Linked DNA regions of Homo sapiens: region 1 is linked to region 2. A link is a loop called in an ENCODE intact Hi-C map of the cell type or tissue named here. Cell type or tissue: PC-3. All regions are shown on one strand. Each heading gives the region's core, and the rest is flanking DNA. Links, peaks and the distances in the headings are about the cores only. Region 1 overlaps CDH12 (cadherin 12). Region 2 has its middle 200 kb from the start of SNORA105A.

Region 1 (4,404 bases), core at 241-4,240, 400 kb before region 2:
ATAAAGATGTGATCGATTTCTTTTCTCCTTAAAGAGAGAGATTCTGTCTCTTGCCATAAAGTACTGGAAAGATGTCCCATGTTGAGTTTCTTTTTTTTTTAACATTTTTTTTTTCTTGGCTTGTAGGAGATACCAGTAGCAGCCATTTTCATTTCAGTAAAACTAGTAGCAGCCATTTTCATATCAGTTAAAATTCGGGCCGGGCACGGTGGCTCACGCCTGTAATCCCAGCACTTTGGGAGGCCAAGGCGGGTGGATCACAAGGTCAGGAGTTCAATGCCAGCCTGGCCAAGATACTAAAAATGCAAAAAACAAACAAACAAACAAACAAACAAAAAACAAATTAGTGGGACTTGTTGGCACGTGCCTGTAATCCCAGCTACTCAGGAGGCTGAGGCAGAGAATTGTTTAAACCCGGGAGGCGGAGGCTGGAATGAGACGAGATCACGCCACTGCACTCCAGCCCGGGTGACAGAGTGAGACTCCGTCTCAAAAAATAATAATAAAAAATAAATAAATAAATAAATATATAAATAAAATTCAAATAGCATATTTTGGCTTCCTAACATACTTGAGAAGTAGGGAGTAGAATCTGGACAAGCCAGAGAGGCAGGATTAATGAACCCCATAAGTTAAGATCATTGAGTAATAATCATCTACAGACACCTCTGTTTTGCTGATAAGAATTAGCAGAGATTGGTTTACTATGTCTGCTTCTCAGCAGGCAGTCTATAAAACAAAAGAGTGAGTGTTAAGGGTTTGCTATACCAGAGAGAGAGTCATATGTCATTTTGGGATAGGTTTAACTGGAACCAAAAAAGCTGCATTAGGGATGTATGCTCATTCCCAAGGCTTTTCAAAAAGTACCATGTTTTCCTGAACAAAGCTTAAAATTTGCATAACAGTGCCTGTTGAAACCTTCAAATAATTTTCCTGGGAGTCATATTCTTAAACTATCAGATTTGCTTGAAGTCTTTAAATATTTACTGATTATAATGCATTTCATACAATAGGAAGCAGAAAGCTTAATTTATGAAGTTAAGTCAAATAAAATAATGTTTTCAAGGTGAAGAATAACATTAAAAAATATAAAGCATATTGTTGACATTTTAATATTTTTTGGATTACGTAAGTTATGCTGCCATTGATTTTTTTTAATAATATGGAAAATAAAGCCTTCCCTTATATTGTTCAATGGGGATCACTTTTGATTACTATTTCAAATTAAAGGGCCACCTATTCACAAGAGGAGGTGGGGGAGGTTGTATTATTTTCCTTTTAAATTTTAAGAAGTGCCCTTGAAAAATTACTCCATAGAATATTAATTTAAAATAGACCACAAGCATAGTCACCATTAAAGAGTTCTCCAATATGCAGTTAGTATTAGAATGCTACCCATAATAGAGAACACCTTTTAATAATTAACAAGTCTTTCAGCTTAATAAGTTGTCCCTGACAAAGAGAACCCTTTCAATGTAATTTATATTGAATATATTTGCCCTTTTTCAGGAGTTATTCTTAAAAGCAAACACTCCCCATTTAAATAAATAACTAGGGAAACCACAGCCTTTGTATATCTTTTAGCTTTGGAGGCACACTTCAAGGAAGTGTTACTGTCAGTGAGTATTTCACAACTAAATATCTGCTGCTTTGATATATGACCATTTAAAAAAAAAAATCCCTCCTGCTAAAAGGGATGTTGGGCTCCAGAGAGTCATCATCCGAGTTAAGAAGTCTTTGAAAAGTCACTCTGGCTCTACAAAAGATGAGGAAGCATAGACAAATATAAATATTTTATCACTGTACCTGAAATCAGGTATATGGAATACAACCTACTTCTGGTGATGTCCTTTGTAGCAAATCTGTCTTCCTTAAGGTTCACATATTTCCATAGGGTACTGACCTCCCAGAATAAGCTTTCTGTTCTTGCTTTTATAACAACACCATTGGTGCTGGGGCAAGTATACCCAGGTTGATGGCTTGATATAGTTTTTCCTTGTAATTTAGCCTGTGTTTCATGCCTGGGGGAGTTGTTTGCCTTTCACTTAAGAACTGGAGTCCTTCAATCTCCTTGCATTATTATTGTTGTGATATAGCACTTTAAAAGCTCCCTGGCTGACAACCGTGGCCAGAGTCTGGGATCTGCTGGGAGCAGCATCCTGTACTGAAAATAACATTGGTTCATCTGTTCACTGAAGGACTGTAGTGTTATAGAGACTTGAAATGGATTTTAGGATTATAAAACAATGACAGGAGTGAGGAAATGCACTCACACACGTTCTCATTGAGGGATGAGATTGAAAAATATTTACTTAGTCATATTTATTGTATAGCTCCACAAATAAAAGACCATTGTTGATTGTGTCCTCACAGTTCAAATGCTACTTAACAGATAGTTACTTAGCATAAAACTATGCTGTGAATTCATGTAAAATGATACTTCAGATCTTTCTTGTTCCAAAGTCAATATTTTTATTAATCCATTAAGTAATTTATTTATTTTTAATAATATCAATGCCAGAAGCAATCCTCAAATGTAGAATTGTCAGGTAGGTCAAACAGGCTGCCATCTCATCTATCGGACCCCAGAACTACATCCACAGTTCAAGATCACTAGGAAGAGCTCCCTGGAACAGTTGGAAACCCTCATACCCTCTTTTCTGTACAACAGCTATTTCTTATCACTCAACCTGGTGACCTGTTTAGTGCCTTGATGGGCTGTTGGAGCACTTTCTGAATTTTCAGTCACTGTGCAATCCTATGAGAACAGTGACCATGTCTATTATTTCCTACCTCTGCCTAAAATTATGTCCTTCCCAGATCTTTGTGGGTGGAAAGCTGGGAGTCTTGGATCTCTGGACTTCAGAGGAACTATATTGACCTGATAGCTTAAATCTCCTAATTTTACAAAAGAGCTAAATGAGTCTGAAAGCTTAAGCTGCCCAGTATTGAAATACCTGCTTAGGTTTTGAAAAATAACTTGAAACTCAAGTTTGCGGGCACATATTCCTTGTTTTACTAGGATTGGAAACCCCTGAGGTTTTGTGTATTTTTATATCTATTAACAGAGGGGCAACACCGTAGAGGATCCAAGAGTATGAGCTCTGTAGTCAGACTGCCCAGATTCAAGCCTGCCTGCTATGTACTAACATGTAGATCATGGTCAAGTCACTTAACATCTCTGTTCCTCCATTTCTTCTGTCAAATGGGTGTAATAATACCACCTCCTTCACAGGGCTGTTATATAGGCATAGAACATACAACACTATGTAGAACATTGTAAGTTTTCAATAAAGGTTAGCTATTACCATTCAATGAATTATTCATTCAAACTTAACAAAGATGTACTTGGTGCCTACAATTTGCCAGGTAATAGTGTAGACCCCAGGAACAGAATGGCTGATAAAATAGGCATCATTACTCCTCCCTAGCTTCTCTTTACGCCACCACTCCACCCAGAAAAGAGTAAACAAATAATCACATGAGTACACTCCTAATATAAATTACTGTTATTACTGTTATTAACATGAGTTAAAACTAAGGAGTTTGGACTCAGGAAAGGAAGAGAATGGCAAGGGTTGAACATGCAGAGGTCGATTATGCAGGCCTTGTTAAATTCGTAAATGTCATATTAAAGTTCTGGATTTTAATACGTGCAAGGAGAAAGTTTTATGTTTTTAATTACAAGTGCTTCTGCTAAGTGTGATATGCAAGTTTTTTAAAAGCTCTGCATTCTGCAAAATTCATATTAAAATAACAGAGCTCATAGAGAAAAAAGATATGTGCAGATCCCCAAAACTCATGCAATTGCCACTAGCAATCACCATCCCAATGAAAATATCAGCAAAAATAAACTATTGCTAAATAAATATCTAGTAAACATAAAATTCTACTCTTAAAAAAGAAGGTAATTTGATAACATGGATACAAGTAAAGTTCAGCCTACTTTGAGAGAGAAATGCATAAAAATCTGGAAGAAACACAGCACAGTATGATAGAATTTGTGTCCAACAAGAGCCAAAGTAAGAACAGAATGTGGGCCTGAGGGAAATGGGCATCATGTTCTACGTTGCACTCCTCTGTGGCTCCAGTTAACTTCAGCTTTATTACCATAGTTTGCATTTAGCTGCTGTTGTTTCCTGATGCAAACTGTTTATGTGTTGGTGAATTAGCTTATGAAACAACACACAGTAGTCACCCCTTATCCTGCGTCATTTTCCATGGTTTCAGTAACCGGTGATCAACTGCAGTCCAAAAATATTAAATAAAAACCTACAGAAATAAACAATTTATAAGGTTTGAACTGTGCACCATTTAGAGTAGCATGATGAAATTTTGCACCATATACTTCTGTCCCACCTGGGATGTGTATAGTCTCTTTGTGCAGTGGATTCAAGAGGTAGA
Region 2 (4,404 bases), core at 324-4,323:
GATAGGGTTGTCAAGGATATGGGGAAACCACAACACTCAGACTTTGCAGGTGGTAATCTAAAGTGATACATCCACTGTAAAAACTGTTTCTCATCAATTAACACATACACTAACTATATTCCCAGTCATTCTACTGTGATGTGCATGCACAAGTCTGCCCATGGATGTTCATAGCAGCTTCATTTATAATAGCCTCAAACTGGAAAGAAACCAAATGTCTATCACCAGGGAAATGGACAAACACAATGTTGCATGAACATACATTGTAATGCTAATCAGCAGTAAAAAAAAAAAAAAAAAAAAAAACTACCGCATTTTTGCAACTTAGATGAATCTCAAAAAATAATTTTCCTGAGTCAAAGAAGCCAAAAAAGTACACAGTGTGTGACCCCATTTTTATAAGATGCTAGAAAATGTAAACACATCTATAATTAACAAAGCCCATCAAGGTTTGCTTGGAGTAGAAGTTGTGGGTGGGATAGACTGCAAAGAAACATAAGCAAACTTTTGGTTGTGGTAGTGGTGTCGGGTGTAAATAGATGTTAAAGTCTATTAAATTGTACACTTTAAGTGGGTGCAATTTGTTATACATAAACTATATCTCAATAAAGCTTCTCTTTCCTAAAAAAAAGTGCCTAGTCAAAGCTTTCATTTATTAATTCTTACTTAGGAATAACAAAAGTTTTCCAGGTAAATTAGACTATAGTTATCTAAACTGGTAGCCAGAAAGCAATCAAAGTCTTATAATTCTACATAACAGAAAATGGCTTTTTAAATTTTAAAATGGAATATTTTTAAAGAAGTTATCATCAATTGCCTGGCTCTATTATCTGAAATTCATTATGAGGTATAGATTTGTTTTATACCTGTGTTACACCACGTTTACAGATAAATTATTTATATAGTTTGGGCAGGGAAACCTCTTACTTAAGATACATAAAATGGATTAAAGAAATTTATGACAAAATGTGGTTACTCTTCTCAGTTTTTAATATTCCACCAGACCAATTTGGATTTCCTGCTGGGTAGACTTACTCATAATTAAGCCCAGACCCTGATTCTTTGGGATGAAGAGTTGCAGCCTCATTCATATTTAATACTAACAGATTTCTTAGGCTACGGCAAGTGTACTAAAGAGGAATGAGTGGAACCTTAAGACACAGGATTGGGATATACAGACATACACAGAAGAGGTTGAGAAATTTGAACAAACAGATTCTCAAAATTCTCTTGCTTTAGAGACAGCTTAATGCCTTCTCCTCCAAGAAAGTCAACCTTAATATGCGTACAAAGAAATAAAGAAAGAAAAAAATAGTGAAAGAAAGAAAGAAAAAAAACAATGACAAACACTTTTATTGACTGCCCTTGGGTAATTTATAATTTTTCTCAGGACAAATCCTCATGGTGCGTCATTGCCTGGGCTTTTAAGAAGAGCTAGAGCTCTTCTTTTTTTTTTTTTTTATCTTTTATTTTCTTTTCCTTACGATTTTCTTAATAACATTGTCTTTTCCCTAGCTTACTTTATCATAAGAATATAACATACAATCCATGTAACTTATGAAATATGTGTTAACCAACTGTTCATGTTTTCAGTAAGGCTTCTGATCAGCAAAAGTGTTACAGGTTTTTCTTATCATTTATTGGTAGAAGGCTGAGGAGAATGTATGAAATTCCTAGGATGTTTTAAGAAGAATGAAATACAACGCTCGATGGGGCCAAATACCATTATAGTTACCCTCACTCTGCATTCAGGGTTTAATGCCACAGCCTAAAAAGATGGAAGTGTTGGCTGGGCACTGTGGCTCACGCCTGTAATCCCAGCACTTTGGGAGGCCAAGGCAGGTGGATCACGAGGTCAGGAGATCAAGACCATTCTGGCCAACATGGTGAAACCCCGGCTCTATTAAAAATACAAAAATTAGCTGGATGTGGTGGCATATGCCTGTAATCCTAGCTACTCGGGAGGCTGAGGCAGGAGAATCACTTGAACCAGGGAGTCAGAGGTTGCAGTGAGCTGGGATCGCGCCACTGCACTCTAGCCTGGCGACAGAGAGACTCTATCTCAAAAAAAAAAAAAAAAAAAAAGATAGAAGTGTTGTTTATAGTCTACTAGATTGGCTAATCAAATTCTGGACTTAAATGACTTTGTATTAATGAAATTGAAATACCAGCACTCTTCTGGTAAACAGTGAAGTTGCAAGTCTCTGAGAATGACCATATAGCAATGGATCTATTTTGTCAACTTGTTCAGTGACTTTTTATCCATGCCCGGGAGGACCTGGAGTCTATTACTTACATAAGACATTGCAAGTGTATTAGTAAGAGGGCATTAGTATCCTCAAAAACTCTACGGTGCTTGTCCTTTGTAGGCAGGAGTTAATGGTGATGAATGCTGTTATTAAGTAGTTTTTCCTAATTTCAAAGGAAATAATGAAATTCAGAAACTGTAGAGGCCAAGGGGTAGCAATTAACTGTTTGAAAAAAATCAGGTGCAGTGATCACAATAGGCCTCAGAAACACACTAGTAATGAGAGTATCTTATCATGCAGATATTGGAGACCTCTAACTAATCACTGGATCATAATAAATGGAAACAGCTTAGTCATTTACTAAGATGATATACAGAGGAGAGAAATTTTAGATTTTGTGTGAAGGCCCCATTCTTTGAGGAAGCCCAAATAGCCCTGTAAAAGGCTATGGCTGAGTTCCCAGTCACAGTAGCCTTAATCTGTCAGTAATGTGAGTTAATCACCTTAAAACTGGATCCCTCTGCCCCAGTTGAGTCACTCTGTCTCATGTCTTATGAGTCAGACAACATTTTCCACCCCCTGAGATTGTTCCAGATTCATGAGCAAAGTAAATTATTTTTGCTATTTTGTCATTAAGTTTTGGAGTAGCTTTTAATACAATAATAAATTATTAGAGCAGGCATATTGGAATTTTCCTCCATACTGAGATATAAGCTGCTATTCCTTGCACTGCCCACTGCAAGATAAAATGGCATAACCTCTGGTGAAACTCTTAGAATTTTAGAGATAACCTGTACGACATGGGGCTACACTGCATCAACCTATTTTGAGAAGTATGTCATGGTTTCCTACTAAGCACTCATAAGAACTAATGTCTAACCTTGAACCCTAGGTGACTGTGACTTTACCTGCTCATCATGAGCTTGCTAATATAGTATCTACCGCATAATAAGTTTGGACAGGAGTCTGCATAATAAGTATGCACCAAGAGTCCATTGTTAAATGGAAATGGTATGTGTGAGACTCATTCTATGCATCTTGTTCAATCTTTATGTGAAGCCTCATGATGAGTGCTCCATGAGCTAATAAATGAAGAACAAAAAGCATGGACCTGAATTAAGAATCGGTTTGCCCAGCATACTGCCCCAAATGCATGTGAGTACTTCCTTTGTCATAGCCCTATACAGAGGTGACCCTAAAGACAAGGTAAAGTGAAATCTTCCAAAAGGGCAGAAACATCTGCCTTGTAGACAGTACATTAGGTTGTCCACACTGCATGGAAAGGAATAAGGTCTGAGGTTTGTATTTTAACACATGGACAGTGATTGATGGCACAGATGCCTGAACAAGAGCTTGGATAGAACAAAATTATTTAATTGGTAACATAGACTCCTAGGGGAATGGTGCAAAGGGTAATTGATTCTGATTATTTTGGAGGAACTTAACTTGGTATTACAAAATGGGGACAAGAAAAGATATTTCTGGAAATCAGGGCATTCAATGAAATAACATTTAGTTCTCTCCCTTAATTAAAGCCTTGCAGCTATTCAGGGAACCCTTACTTAAGGAAAATGGATGAGGCTGGGCGCAGTGGCTCACTCCTGTAATCCCAGCACTTTGGGAGGCCAAGGTGGGTGGATCACTTGAGACCAGGAGTTTGAGAGCAGCCTAGCCAACAAGGCGAAATCCTGTCTCTACTAAAAATACAAAAATTAGCTCTGTGTCATGGCGTGTGCCTGTAATCCCAGCTACTCAGGAGGCTGAGGCAGAGAATTGCTTGAACCTGGGAGACAGAGGCTTCAGTGAGCTGACATCCCAGCACTGCACTTCAGGCTGAGCAATGAAGCAAGACTCCATCCAGAAAAAAAAAAGAAAGAAAAGAAAAAAGAAAAATGGGTGAATCTCAGTAACAACAGCAAGCATTGTGGCGTTCTAAGTGGCCCTCTTTTTATCTCCTTTTTCCCTCTTCATTGTAGCCTTAAAAACCAACAGTCTGCAAACAACTGAATAATAGCTACTGAAGAGGGGTAAGAAGTTGGGCCTCCTGAACTTACCTGTTCCCAGAGAACCATCATTGTTCAACGAGTCTGCCATATCCCCACACCCATCTTCAAAGTAGTCTTTATTATGTATGACTTGAAGCTTACCTAATGAG

The links. Hi-C counts contacts between places; a loop is a spot of excess contacts. Peaks named below come from ENCODE experiments on the same cell type or tissue, not always from the same donor. Only the 100,000 strongest peaks of a DNase experiment are listed, where the experiment ranks them.
Region 1: it touches region 2 in a loop (6-fold over the local background); 1 of 110 quality-filtered maps calls a loop at or near these places.

The regions. Positions count from the first base shown.
Region 1 is chr5:22,082,450-22,086,853 of GRCh38, reverse strand. The region is part of intron 4 of CDH12 (cadherin 12); the gene reads left to right. Among named protein-coding and RNA genes, the nearest start is that of SNORA105A, 200 kb to the right of the region's middle. In PC-3, for the core only: no CTCF peak of the experiment used is centred there; no DNase peak of the experiment used is centred there.
Region 2 is chr5:21,678,764-21,683,167 of GRCh38, reverse strand. No RefSeq gene overlaps it. Among named protein-coding and RNA genes, the nearest start is that of SNORA105A, 200 kb to the left of the region's middle. In PC-3, for the core only: no CTCF peak of the experiment used is centred there; DNase peaks (open chromatin) are centred at 2,287 and 2,747; H3K4me3 peaks cover 422 bases; H3K27ac peaks cover 1,848 bases.